Linked DNA regions of Homo sapiens: regions 2 and 3 are each linked to region 1. The links are chromatin contacts, found by Hi-C in ENCODE. All regions are on one chromosome and are shown on one strand. Each heading gives the region's core, a stretch centred on a gene start or an enhancer-like site at or near the end of the contact. The rest is flanking DNA. Distances are from core to core; before and after follow the strand shown.

The links. A loop is a pair of places that touch in the nucleus more often than their neighbours do. Pooled maps may share reads with other maps.
Region 2: a loop to region 1 is called in a map of heart right ventricle, with 7 times the contacts of the local background. The contact joins the promoter of BACH1 here to the promoter of ADAMTS1 in region 1. A Hi-C loop is called at or near these places in 2 of 168 maps with a recorded cell type or tissue (heart right ventricle and naive thymus-derived CD4-positive, alpha-beta T cell) and 8 of 50 pooled maps.
Region 3: a map of endothelial cell of umbilical vein shows a loop between it and region 1 (6-fold over the local background). The contact joins the promoter of CCT8 here to the promoter of ADAMTS1 in region 1. A Hi-C loop is called at or near these places in 3 of 168 maps with a recorded cell type or tissue (aorta, ascending aorta and endothelial cell of umbilical vein) and 15 of 50 pooled maps.

What each region holds. Positions count from the first base shown.
Region 1 is chr21:26,843,014-26,847,655 of GRCh38, forward strand. It overlaps ADAMTS1 (ADAM metallopeptidase with thrombospondin type 1 motif 1), which reads right to left and starts at 2,396. Exons shown (of 9, transcript NM_006988.5): 1 at 1,212-2,396. The coding sequence starts at 1,941. RefSeq lists enhancers at 1-142, 2,580-3,180, 3,181-3,780.
Region 2 is chr21:29,296,223-29,300,864 of GRCh38, forward strand. It overlaps BACH1 (BTB domain and CNC homolog 1), which reads left to right and starts at 2,700. Exons shown (of 5, transcript NM_001186.4): 1 at 2,700-2,731. It overlaps LOC105369299 (a long non-coding RNA gene), which reads right to left and starts at 2,514. Exons shown (of 2, transcript XR_937652.3): 1 at 384-2,514; 2 at 1-120. RefSeq lists a silencer at 2,225-3,134 and an enhancer at 4,365-4,474.
Region 3 is chr21:29,071,313-29,075,954 of GRCh38, forward strand. It overlaps CCT8 (chaperonin containing TCP1 subunit 8), which reads right to left and starts at 2,336. Exons shown (of 15, transcript NM_006585.4): 1 at 2,219-2,336. The coding sequence starts at 2,278. RefSeq lists enhancers at 1,408-2,319, 1,772-1,941, 2,320-3,231, 2,392-2,561, 4,108-4,642.

The sequences.
Region 1 (4,642 bases), core at 1,146-3,645:
AAGAGCGGCAGGCAGAGGCCCTGAGTCACTCTTTCACAGGCGAGGGCTCAAATCCTGAATGAGATCATCAGGCTCCACGTGGAAGGCCTCGGGTAGGGCCTGGGCTGCTGCCAAGGGGCCGGGCCTTAAGGAATCTCAGACTGCACAGCTCTGCTGTCTCATTCCAGGGGTCCCTGGGGTGCTCCGCTCTTGCCAATTCCGGGCACAAGGACCACCCACTCTGCCCAGCAGCCTCTGGCCCCACTCCCACTGCCCCAGCGAAATAAGTTCCAGCTTCCAGGCATGATTGATTATTTGGAACAGAGCCTTCCACTCCGGACTGAGACCCAACCCCTGCAGAAAGTCCTAAACTGGGCTGCGACCACTTTGCTCCCAGGAGCAGAGGAGCAGGGGAAAAGGGGAGAATTCTTTAAAAAATGACACGCGAGAGAGTTAAAGAAGGAAAAAGGCACCAAAGTGATGAAACAAAAAGAACTGGAGAATAAGCACTGCACAGAGAGAAGGCCGTAGCAGGAAGGACCGGCAGTGACTTTCAACAGTGCTTGAGAGCAGAATTATGGCCGCGAGAGGGAGTGCAAACTGGGAGGCGGGGCAAACCCGGGAAAGACCTCCCAAGCAGGTTCTGCGAAGGGGCCCCACCGCCTTCAGCCCGCCTGGGTCAGCCTTATAAGGGGGAAAGGGGACAGAAGTCTGCAGAACAGAGATCCTAGCGTAGCCGCTCAGGGTACCTTCCCAGGTCACCATTGCTCCTCTGCCCTCTCCACATCCGCCCTCCCGTGAGCGCAGGATGCACGCACAGGCAGCGGTTACAAAACTCAGCGCAACGTTGCAACCCGCACAAAAGGCGCACACAAAATCATTAAAAAGAAATACACAGAGTGGAAAGAACTCGCACAAGCTCCAACTCGCTAAAGGTGGAAGGAGTCAGGTTACAAACTCTCCCTCCCCGGCCTAAATGCTTTGCTTTAGTTTGCAGAAAATCGTTTGTCAGTTTTTTTCTTGGTTATTCATTATTCGGGCAAATGCAAGTATGTTTTCTAGCTGAGTTCACCAATCCAAACCTCAAACCACATTCCTCCACTCCAGGCCTCCGTTCTGTCCGCGGACTTATGATCCTGCCTGCCAGCAGGAGTCTACCCTGAAGTCGCGTGGGATAGATAAAGTGAGGAGAGGAGGATGAATGGACAGACAAACGAGAGCAATTCTTCTACCTGTGGGCTGTCCTACGCCTTGCAGTGCCGGGTCCTGCGGCGACCACTGAGCCCCTTCGTCCTCGCCCTCAGTCCCTTCGTCCTCGTCTTCGGTCTCCGCTTTCCCAGTCGGCCGGGGCTCGTCGTCCACGACCCCGCACGTGCCGCCGACGTCGCCCTGCCGATTCCGCCGCAGGAGGTGGAACTGTAGTGGTGCCGGCGGCTTCTCCCCTGGGGCGGCGGTGGCGAGGCGCTCGCTGGCGGCGGGCAGCGGCTGGATGAAATACGCCTCCCCCAGCAGGTAGAAGGCGCCGCGCACGCCCTCGCAGAGGCTGAGGGCGGCAGCCGAGCTGGGATCGCCATTCACGGTGCCGGAGTAGAAGCAGTGCGCCAGGTCGGTTTCCGGAAGCGGCGTCTCGGACCCGGATTTGCGCCCCACGTTCTGGAGCGTGAAGCCGGGCGCCAAAAAGCTGCTGTCGGGCCGCAGCTCCAGATCCAGCTGCTGGTCAAAGGCGTGCAGGCGGAGGCGCGTGGTCCCGTGTCCCGGGGCGCGCTCCAGCTCCGGCACCACTAGCTCCTCGTCCTCCTCGGAGGGGCGCCCGAGTGCGTCCGACACGGCCAGTAGCGCCGCGGCGAGCAGCAGCAGCGTGGGTACTGGCCCAAAGCTCCGAGACCCCGGAGCCCGCTCCGCGTTCCCCATGTCGCTGCCCAGCTTGCGCCTTCCGAACCCCTCGGGCACAGCTCGCTGCATTGGAGCCCCAGGAGACACCGCTCGTAGCAGCGCACGGAGCGAGGGACCTTTAGTTCGGGTCGGGAGAGCAAAGCCTCGTTGGCCTGCTCTGGATTGTTAAAATTAACAATTTCTATTATTCGTTGGAAGGGCGCGCAGAGCCGGCTACAGCCGAAGCTCCCGGAGTCACTAAAAGGAGGCGCTGCAGTTCTGCCGGCGCGCGGGAAGTTTTTCTTCCAGCGCAAAGTTGGAGACACTGAGAGGCAGGCGCAGGCAGAGTGGCTCTGCTGGGACAAGAAGCGCTCTGGGGCGCCTCCGGGGCTGAGGCAACGCGGAGATTGGTGCCTGGCGCCCCTCTTCGGCCTCCGCCTTGGCTGCGATGTTGCTCACTCTGCTCAGGGCTCTCCCCTCTCCGTCCGGTAGCGCACCCTGGCTTTGCAATAGCCCCTGGCTCGGAGCCGCTTTCCAGCGAGTGCAAGAACCGGGCAGCCGAGCGGTCCTTTTATAGTGGACCAGTGAAACCCCCACCCCCACCCCACTCCTCCCCTTTGGCCCTTTTCCATCCCAAAGACGCCGCCCCCGGCTCCGTTGGTGCTAAACCGCGCTCCGCGCTGCGGGCTCGGGAGGGGGAGGGGGCAGCCTCCGCGCTGGCTCCACGCCACTGCTCGTCAATCTAGGGGCGGAAGGGGCGCTGTGACCAGCACTTTGTACTGCTGGGGCCGCTCCAGGGAGAAGACTCTCCCTTCCACCGCTTTTCTCCCTCGCCGGTTTCCTGGACCACCCTTCCTCCCCACCGCCCGGTTGCGGTAACTCAGTTACCGCGCTGGGCTGCGGTTCCCAGGAGGGAGGGTTCGGTTGGAGAACGCAGTCCCTTCTTCAACATTTCCCTATCCTGGAGCTGCCCTGGGTCTCCTTCCCTCCTCCCTCAGTTCCCTCTTCCCCAATCTAGGAGATGAGCTAGGGCTACACTTTCTAGAAAAATACCTCACCCCACTTCTCCACCTTCCCAGCCTGCCAGGAGCTCCTTAGCCGCCGCCTGCTCTCTCTTCGCCCCAGCTTTTCTAGGGAAAGCTTGGCCCTGCGCTTCCCCCAGAAAGCATGCCTGGGTGAGGGGCCAGGTGACACTTCCTACGATCTGGATTTTAAAATATGTTTGCTTATGCCTTCACCCTCCACCAACCCCCACCCCGCACGCCACCTCTTCACCAGAGACGACTTTGTGAGGGCCCGGTTTCACATTTCTGGAATGGGTGATCTGGGACGCGGCTCAATTCCCTAGAGCATAAGGAGGGAATTGCGCTTTTTCTTCTTCATTCGAGAAATGATCGGCTCCCGCCAGTCTGCGTGCTTTCACTCAACAGCAGCTGCAAGCCCTAGGCCAGCGTCGCAGAAACGGCCAGGAACCCCACTTTCCTACCCGGGGGCCAGCAGCGATCGCTGGGGCTAGCAAGCGTGCAGAGGGGGAAAGAAGGAAATCGGCTTCCTTCCCGGACCCCTCCTTCCTCTTCCTACCAGGAAGGGAAAAGGCTATATCCGCGTTACGAAAGCGAGGAGAGGTCCACCAACAGGTCCTTAGGAAAAAAAACTGAGTGGCTCTTCTCTCCAAAAAGTGGGAGGGGCTCAAGGACCCAGAGGAAGGACGTGTTTCACAGGCGGAAAGCCGCGGGGACAATGGCGAGAGCGACCGCCCTAGCCCCGGGCGGACCCGCAACCCTCACACTCGCGCGCCCCCGCGTTAGTGCTCGAACTGGTCTCCGCCTTTCCGCCCCACTCCCGTCCGGTCTCTTGGTTGGCTCCAAGTAGATCTGGGTCCTTTCCTCGCTCCTCCCCAGATCTTCCCCACTTCAGTTGGCCCCAGCCAGAAGCGTCCCTTCTAGTTCTCCCACACGTCCCTCTTACAAGCTTTCTTTTCCGGATGCTTTCCAACTTCTTTTTTCCTAGCGAGATTGCTTACTTGAAAAACAAAAACAAAAACATTGCTTTCCACTCATCAGGAAAAATCAAATGAGCAAGAATGGCAGAGAGAAGCAACTCAGCTTACTTCTGAAGGGCTTAGTAACGACCTCTAGTCCCTACACATTTAGGAGTGGGTGGTTTCGTAGATTTAATTTTGGTTTCCTAAAATCACCCTCATCGTTGAACGTTGAATAATCAACCAAGGCCTTAGATATATTTTGACAGCGCTCGATTAACATTCTGATAGTGTTTCTGCCTACCTCTTTTCACTGAGTCTCTCCTTTGCAGCCCTCGCTGTCTCTCCCCCCCTCCCGCCGTTGCATTTCTCCTTCAAACTCAACATTGACATCCGCACACCTGAGTGTGTGATTCCTTTCTGCATTGTCAAGCATTGTCCAGCCTACCTCCTTCTCTTCGACTTCGAACTACGAGGATTATTCCTTCCTGTTTCTCTGTTTCCCAAGCGTCTTTTCCCAAACATCTGATCATTCCTACTTCCCAGTTTGGTTTTCAGACTTTTTTTTTTAACATTGTTATCTTCTATTACAGTAATTTTTTGACGGTCCATTTTCTATGATTTCATTTCATTTTACTGGTTCTTTCTAGCTAGAAAAAAGGCAAGATACTTGAGAGAACATATGAGGAAAGTCATGTTAGACTTTCAAGATATTGACCGCGGGATCACAAAAGCTTGAAGGCAAAGCCATCCGTACATTTTCAACCTCTTGCTTAGAAAAGGGCTCAGAAGATAATATATGGTGACAAC
Region 2 (4,642 bases), core at 1,450-3,949, 2.5 Mb after region 1:
AGATCTTGAGGCTGATGTTCTTCAAAGTTGACCATGATGTAGCCACTTTTCTTGATTCCGAGTATTGCAGGATTACTCAAGGTTTTGTTGGCCTGGCAGCTAATAATGTTAATGCTAACTCTGGAAGTCCAGAAGACATAGGTCAGAACATACAGTTGTTTGTGAATATTTACACTGACATACAGGTTTTAAAAGAAATACATTCTAAGTGGTTTTGGTTCAAAGCAAGAGAATACTGAAAACAAAAAGTGCCACATCTTTCACTGAGCATTTTACTGCATTCATTCCTTCATTCAACCTACTATCTGTTTCCACTCCCATTCCTTCTCAATACTAGAATTAGCTTTTAAAAATAACCACATGACTTAGAAACCTCTACTCACTTATTGCAGACCACGGGATGAAGTCCAAACTCCAGGTGCTGTGCATGAGGCCCTTCTCATACTGACTCGGTTTCATTTCATTCTCCAGTTTCATTTTTCGTCCTGTCCCTACTACATGCCATAAGCTTGAAGACCACATGCTTCAGTATTAAAAATGCAGACCCTTAGGTCCTACTCAGATCTACAAAATTAGCATCTTTTGGGGGTGGGACCCAGGAATCTGCATTTTTTTTTTTTTTTTTTTTTTTGAGATAGAGTTTTGCTCTGTCGCCAGGCTGGAGTGCAGTGGCGCGATCTCAGCTCACTGCAACCTCCACCGCCCAGGTTCAAGCGATTCCCCTGTGTCAGCCTCCTGAGCGGCTGGGACTACAGGCGCACACCATCATGCCTGGCTAATTTTTTGTATTTTAGTAGAAACGGGGTTTCACCATGTTGGGGTTTAGTAGAAACGGGGTTTCACCATGTCGATCTCCTGACCTCGTGATCCGCCCGCCTTGGCCTTTGAAAGTGCTGGGATTACAGGCATGAGCCACTGCTCCCGGCCGGAATCTGCATTTTAACAAGCAAACCAAATATTCTTCCCCATAATGAAGCTTGAGAGTCACTCACTTGACTTGATACTCTTAGCACATCTGTATACCTTTGTGAGAACTTCTCAAATAATTAAACCTATCAGGGCATACATCATAATTTTCAGGCTAGAAAATGTCACTGCTATTATCTAAAGAAGCAAGAGTTCCTCCCAAAGAGGAGGGTCTGATCTTCCCCTAGAAAAAACTGCACAGGTGTAGAAAAAACTGCATAGGTGTAGAAAAAAGACACTGCAATTCCACTGGCTCAAGGTGGAAGGAGAATAAAGCCTCGGACACTCCCATGTGTCTGCAAGAACTTCAATCCTTCTTTCATGGTGTATTTCCAAGTGTCCTTTCCTCCTGTTTCACTAAATATCTGCACTCTCACCATGAACTGAGGCAGCCTGGGATGCGAGGTACCTCCTACCTCTGGACCCTATCTAGACTGCTGGGTTCCACTCTTCCCAATCAAGACCCAATGCAAATGTCACCTGCTCCAGGAAGCCTCCCCTAATTCTAGGTCATAATGTATCACTTCACCCCTCGCACTCTCATCCAATTTCACTTGTGTGATTTTCTCATGTATTTTGGATGTAGCTCAAACGTCCCCAAGTCCCACAGCCTGTGGGTGCAAATGCAGTCATGTTAGTCGTAATACCTGAATTATTATCTTGGTATCCTTTTTGCCCCGGGAACTCCAGGGCTGTGTTCTTGTTGCTGGCTCCAAAGCTAACAATAAAATCCCTTCACACAAATCGTCCTTTGGCTTCAGACCTCAAGGTCCGTGTCATCTCCGCAGGAACCCTCGTGGGGTTGGCGTGCCCAGTCCCCTCCGCTGCGCGTGCATCCCGCTCCGCTGACAGCCAGTGCTTTGGTTCTCCAGAGGTGTTAAATGGCTTGGGAACATAATTTCAAAACGGACAGTTGGATAAACACCAGAATAAGCACCAGAAGATGACAGCGGAACCAAGGCTCGAGATGGGCCGGCTGACACCACTGGGCGCTGAACCTGGCTGGAAGCTTCCTGGCAGCGACAGCGAAAAGGGAACACCTGTCGTGGGCGCCCTTGTTTCACTGTCAGTAAGAAGTAGAGCAACTGCTAGACGCGCTCCACAAAACCCTGGACGCACTTCATACACACCCCCACCCCAGCAAGCTCAAGTACCCTGTGAACCTGGACGCCCACCACCCCCAGGGCAGGCAGCGAGGAGCTCTTCAAGGGGTAAAGCGACCCCTGTGGGGCCAGCGCCCGTCCTCTCTCCTGCTGTTCGCGGGCACCCGGGCACGCGGCGACTCGGCTGAATTAGGGCGTCCTGCAGCTCCCGAGGCGAGGAGGCGCTTGGCCTTTCCGTTCCGCCCTCAGAAGGGAGAGGAGAGGTGGTCCTCGAGTGGGAGTCAGTTCAGGATGCGGGCTGTGCCACGCGCGGAGGTCCGGGGACCCCACCGCCGCCTCCTCGAGGCCCGCCCCGCCCCTTACGACCCGTCCCTGCAACCCCCCGCGTGGGCTTCCGGCCGCGGCGACCCCTGCCCCGCGCTATTGCGCGCGCTCGTTCGCTGACAGAGGCTTCGAGGGCGGCAGGGCGGGGCTTCGGCGCCGGGGGCGGGGCCTTCAGCGGGCGGGCGGGGTTTTGGCGCCGCGAGGTGGCGGCAGCAGAGCGGCGCAGAAGGGAGGGGGCGGCTGGCCGCGCGGAAGGAGTGAGTCACCTGACCGCTGCCCTCGCCGCCCGCCGGGCGCTCTCGCTTCAGTCAGTCGGGCCGCGCCGCGCCTCAGCTCTGGTGAGTGGCTCGGCCGTCCCGCCGGCCCTTCTCCGGGAGGGTTGGCGCGGTCAGGGCCGCGGGCCTGTGAGGGGAGGCCGGCGGACAGGTCCAGTGAAGGCGCGGGCGGGCCGGGGGCGGCTCTTTCTGGGCTGGGCGGGGCGCGGGGGGCACGTATCGGGGCCCGCGGGGGGCGCCGGCGGCCGGGATCCTGGAAGTGGCCGCGACGCCGGAAGGGGCGTCCCGTCGGCGGCCGAACCCCCTGCACTGCCGGAGCTGTTGTTTACCCGCGCGCGCCGTACTTTACCCGGGGCGGGCGGGGGCTGGGGGCCGCGGGGTCCCTGCCCCACCCCCCTCCCTGCCCTCGGGCGCCAGCCCGGCCCCTCGCCCGCGGCCCGCCCGGGCTGTGACACATCAGCACCGCCCTCGCGGCTGGGGCCCCGTATTGTCCTCCGCCGCCTCCCACCGCATGCCCAGCCTCGCGTCTACTCAGCCCGGTGGCTGTCGCGCGTGGAATCGCGTAAGAAAAGCCGAGTTTGTGGCTGGGGAGAGAAGGCCACCGTGCTGAGCTGGATTTAGCGAAGACTGGTTTTGGGGACCGGAGAGCCCAGGACTCCCTTTGTTGGAGTTTTGCCCACGCGTTGTAATTAAGCCTCGCACAATATGGTGAGAGTGGGCGTTGATTCTGGAGACACCAGCTTTGTGCTCGTGTAATGTAACACGAGTGCCGTTGCTTTCTCATTCTTACACGGCAGTTTCATGTCATTGAGTAGAATTGTGCGGAATGCTTTTATGGAGTGAGGCTTCTGCGTTAAACTTGTGCTGATTCCAGGTAAAGTGTAGTAGTAATTGTGAAAGAACGTGTATGAGGAAAACGAGCTACAATGTCATGCTTGGAGGAACAAAGAATGTTTTGTAGGATGCTTTGCTTTTTGGAGAATTGTGTAGGGGTAGGGACTGTTACCCATGGATGATGCTATGGGAATTTGATCATGTATTTGAACACCCTTTACATCAGAGGGTCTGCATTGAATGCAGTTCAGAAGGATAAAGGGTGGAAATCCCAGATGTGTTAGTGGCAGAGCACTTGAGCGCTTCACATAGTCAAGCAGAGAAATGGGAAGAGGTCGGCTTGCTTCTTCCTGGTCTTTGGGTAGTGGTGCAAGGGCTGGGCTGGGCTTGAAGGCACTTGCCACTTCTGCCTTTGGACATCTTGAAGAAGCTTAGGGAAGAAAGGCTCCCGGTGAGTCAGCTTGGAGTAGGGTGACTTTGGCGTAGTGATTCTTGTATTGTTGTTTAACCTATGTTTCTGTCAAGTGGTTTACTGTTGTTCGGTATGTTGGTTGGTTAACAAGGTAGGATGACTCTCTAAAAAGTTGGGTTGCTGAGTCATTCGCCCCAGCTTGAGAGGTAATTAGAAACAGCTGGTGCAAATACTCTCATCACATGCCTCCACTATAAAAGGCCAAAGAGCGCTCTAGAGAGGTTGCTTCAGAAGGCTGAAGGGGACCCAGCTGGGGTTGTTTTGATACAGGTTATCAGTGGGTGAAGTGGAAGAGCACTCTTAGGCAGTGGCCAATAGCACTGAGGCGGGTTTAAAGACGGAGCCTCGTGACCTGCTGTCTGAGAATAAATTTGCGCTGGAGAGAGCTAAAACTGGGGAAGAAATTTGCAGCTAGGGGTAACCCAATAAAAAATATTGTAACAAAAATATTTACTACTCTTACTGGACTTAGTTTCCTTTTTGTGGTTTCTGTTACGTGGTCTATAAGTTTCAAGCAGTGAGCTTAATTTGTGCGTCATAAAAATTTGGTTATGAGTACACAGAAGGGACTTGCTCTGTTTCTCATGGCCCTTGGCTTTTCATGCATACACAAGAAGTTTCAGGAGTCAGAGGAGGGTAAGCACCATATGGGTGGAATTAATAGGTCT
Region 3 (4,642 bases), core at 1,086-3,585, 2.2 Mb after region 1:
AAGTTCTATTTACATAGTACTGCTTTACAATACAAGCCATGATTTTGTGATCCAAAACCAAGGTTAATAGCCATTACTCTTTTTTGAGAGAGAGAGAGTCTCCTCTATCGCTCAGGCTGGAGTGCAGTGAGCTGAGATCGTGGCACGATCTCAGCTCACTGCAACCTGGGCCTCCCGGGTTCAAGCAATTCTGGAGGCTCAGCCTCCTGAGTAGCTGGGATTAGAGGTGCGCGCCACACCAGGTTGGTTTTTTTTGTATTTTTTTGAGAGGCGGAGTTTCACCATGTTGGCCAGGAACTCCTGGCCTCAAGTGATCCACTGACCTCGGCCTCCCCAGTGTTGGGATTACAGGTGTGAGCCACCAACCCCTGCCAATAGCCACTGCTTTAAAAGCATCTTCAGCAATAAGAACTGTTATTCCAGCAATAACACTTAAGTCTGAACTCCTGGCTTACACTCTTGCTTCTTCCCCTCACTCCCCATTCTGTGAGAAACTACCATTTGATCAGATCCCCTCATTCCCATACTTAAGACCCTTCAATGGTTTCCCAACCAGCTTAGGATAAAATGCAAATCCCTTTTCAAGGAAACAAGGCCCTACGTATCCCGGCCCTTGTATGGCTCCTCCTCTGAACTTACCATTCTTCCTTTCTTTGGTAAGCTTCAGCCCTACAACCTGTTGTTGTTGTTGTTGTTTTAAAAAAAAAACAGGTCAAAATCATTCCTTCCTCAGGGTCTTTGTACTAGTTAGTCCCTGAGCCTGGCATTTCCCCCTAAGTAAGAGGTCGGGGGAAACAGCCCAGGCTCAGGGGCTTCTCTCACTAAGCACTGAGCTAAGAGTTCTTCCCTAAACGTCTAAGTGTTCTGTCTATTCCTGATCCTTCTTTTACAGACATTTTTACCTCCTGTCATCCTCTACTATAGTGCAGTTTCTTTCATCATTATTTGGAATTCTCCTTTTATTTAATCATTATTTCTGCCTTAGAAGGACATAAACTCTACGACAAATGGGACTTTTGTCTTTCACTGCAGTTCCTTCAGTACCTATTTATTGAAAGAAATAGCTCAGTGTTCTGTAAAAAACTACTAGCACTGGAATGACAAATAATGTTTTGTGATACACGAGTTTTCCAAAACTGTATTAGTGAAAAAAACCCAAATTGGAAGCTATTATCTCAGCCTGATTTTTTCAAGGGAATCAGCCCATATCATTTTCAAAAGATTATTCCACCAACATTTACCTTGAACCCTGACATTTACTTACTATACCGACATTATTTGAAAAGTGCATCCTACAAACATGAACCTAGTTCTATTAAACTGTTAATGCTCCCCGTACCTCGCATAAAACCTTAAATTCAACCACACTGATCTATTTCTTGAATTAACAAAATCTGGAGGACACACAGAGGAATGCAATTTGAATAGCACAAGAGACAAATTTATCAATAGTGCAGTAAGATATTTTTTAAAACTATGCTACCGAACTAACGTTCAAGAAAAGGCCATTAAACAAAAGTGTTATCTGCACCCCTCTATCACTTATCCTGCAGATTACACAGAACTCAAAGACACCACCTCTTGGTCCAATCTCCATAATTTAAAGACGAAGGAAACAAAACCCAAGAAAGTTACATTTTAGATTAAGCCAGCTAACATAAGTTGGGACCGGAACTCATTTGGCTACAACGCATGGCTTCTGTCAACTAAGCTGAAAGCCGTATGTTTCTCACTGGGAAGCAAGCAACCAAGACCCGGCCCTTTTTCCCACTCTCTTCTCTGGATCGGCTAGTTCTCGTTCTTCCCCATCCTACAACTCGCGAGCTATGTGATAATCGACGTCGCAGTTCTCAAGACAATTTCATCTACGTTATTCAATTTCACCCTCACAACCTCCTTTAAGGGTGACGGGCCTTAGCCCCATTTACGGATGGAGGCAAAACGCACGCGCGGCTTCACATCCGTCCACCTTCAAGGTGTACAATGTCGATCGTGCCGCCGATCCCTCGGCCTTCTCCCGGTCGCGGAAGAAGAGAAGTGCCCGCAGGCTCCGGTGGCCGAGCCCTTCCAAAATCACCTCCCTTTCTGGAATCTTCTCTTCCCCCGGCCGCTGAGCCAGGGCAGCACGCTCAGCCCGTTAGTAGGCCCTCCTACTTCGCCGCGGCCGCCGCAGCCCTATGCTGACGCTCCCACCTCATTCCTTTCCTTCAGCCCTTACTTTCGCTCCCTCCTTGAGCATCTGGGCAAAGCCCGGAGCCTTGGGAACGTGAAGCGCCATGGCCAGCCTGCAGGAAGCAGTTCACGCGACCGCTCGGAAGACCGCGGAGGAAGCGAGGAGCACGCACAGCCTTCTGGGAAAGCAGCGTGGGGCCGCCTCACGCTCTTCCTGGCTCTCCAATTAGCCCACCCTTTCCCTGCCGCCAGGTCTGAAGCATCGCGAGAAGAGCAACCTCTGTGGCCAGAACCAAGCTGACGATCCCCGATCGGGTCGATCGATAGGGCGGGCCCAGGGAGCCCCTCGGGTTTCTGGCTCACGCACGCGCAGACAGCCCAGGCCGTGAGAGGTTGCTCCAGTCTGTGCTCTCTGACCGTAGTCAGTAGTCACGGCGTTAGATTTTTGCGGTTTTTGATCTGGAAGCCACACATCCTTAGCTTAATTTCCACGTATCTTCCAGACCCAGCCACCAACGTCAGGGCAGGTGTGCTTTTTTTTTCCCGAGGCAGAGCATCTGCCCCATCCCCCAAAATTGTCTCTAGGCGTCCGCTCTGTGTTGGGCACCATAGGAAGCGCTGGGAATGCGCACGATAATTAAAGTCGTCACTAAGAGTAATGTAGTACACATCAAGTGCTCAAGTGTGCCATATTCTGTGTGATCTGCTTTACATGCAGTATCTCTGTTAATGGTCAGTCTTAAAAATTAATGAATTGTCGGTTAAAATACCATTTAGTTTTCCTTCCATAAAATGGAGACGATACCATTAAAAATTAAAAATTAAATGGTACTGTCTCTATTTTGTAGAAGGGAAACTGAAGTTCACAAACTGTAAATAATTTTCCCAAGATCACAGAGCTAGTAAATATTAAAGCTAGAATTCCTATCTAGATCAGACTTATTGCAAAATGCCGGTTCTTAACCACTATCTATATTCCTCTTTTCTACTTCTTCCTGGGAATATAAATCCCTTTTACTCTTTTAAGATCAGATATAAATACATATTTATTTATCTGATTTATATATATAATATACACATTTTATATAAATATATCTGATTTATATATGAATTTATAGATAAATATAAATCCCTTTGGCTTGGTGGCATGCACCTGTAGTCTCAGCTGCTTGGGAGGCTAAGGTTGGAGGATCTGCTTGAGCCTGGGAGGTTGAGGCAGCAGTGAGCTGAGATCATGCCACTGCACTCCAGCCTGGGCAAGAGTGAGGCCCTGTCTCAAAAAAAAAAAAAAATTGCAAAAATGTAAATGCCACTGATATGGTTTGGATTTTTGCAAAAATGTAAATGCCACTGATATGTTTGAATTGCCTGCCCAAATATGATGTGGAATTATAATCCCCAGCTGTTCTTGTGATAGTGAGTGACTTCTCATAAGACCTGGTTGTTTAAAAGTGTGTGGCACCTCCCCACTCTGTCTCTTCCTCCTCCTCCAGCCTTGTAGGATGTGTCTGCTTCCCCTTCACCTTCCACCTTGATTGTCAGCTTCCTGAGGCTTCCCCAGCCATGCTTCCTGTACCGCCTGTGGAACTGTGAGCCAATTAAACCTCTTTTCTTTATAAATTACCCAGTCTCAGGTAGTTCTTTATAGCGATTCGAGAACGGACTAATACAGCCACCCTTTTCATTCTTGGAAAATAGAGATATTTTAAATAAAAACATACATATTATCATGTGATAGGATTATTATTTTTTAAATAACGTTAAAAATTTATCAGTTTTAATTTCTAATATAGCAAATATTCATACCTATAACCCACATAAACAAAAGACCTTTGGGGAAGTTAATTTTTAAGAGTCTAAAGGTGTTCTGAGACTGATACGTTAGAGAACTACTGTAATGATCAGTCCCGAACAACAGAACAATCCAAGATTTTTCCTGGATTAGCTAAGAAATAAACAAAAGCACATTCCTCTGACTCAGAGATAATATTACTTATAAAAATAGCTAACACAAAATAAAATTGAAATAAAACTGAAAGGAGCTAAAATGACACCTGATTAACATATTAATATATATTAATCTATATTTAAAGTGACTTTGAGGCCTAGGTTCTGGTCCTTGTCTCACTGGTATCTTCTCCATTTGGCATTAATGTCTTGTATTCTGGCCCCAGTACCTGGAATAGTTCGTGCTGTCTGCTTTACCACTTCTGCCTCAGGGTCTTTGCCTCTGCTGTTCTTCCTACCTAAAATGCTCTTCTATTCCCTTATGGCTGAATTAATTCTACCTCAGTATGCAGACACTTTCATTAGAAAGTCTTTGATGACTCCCAAGACATTCCCTGTTTGTCATTCTCATAGCTTCTGTGTTTCTCCTTCATAGCACTTACCACAGTTGTAATGACAGAATTATTTGTCATCTTTCTCCACCAGCAGGTAGGTGGTGAATCACCAGCACTTATACTGTAAT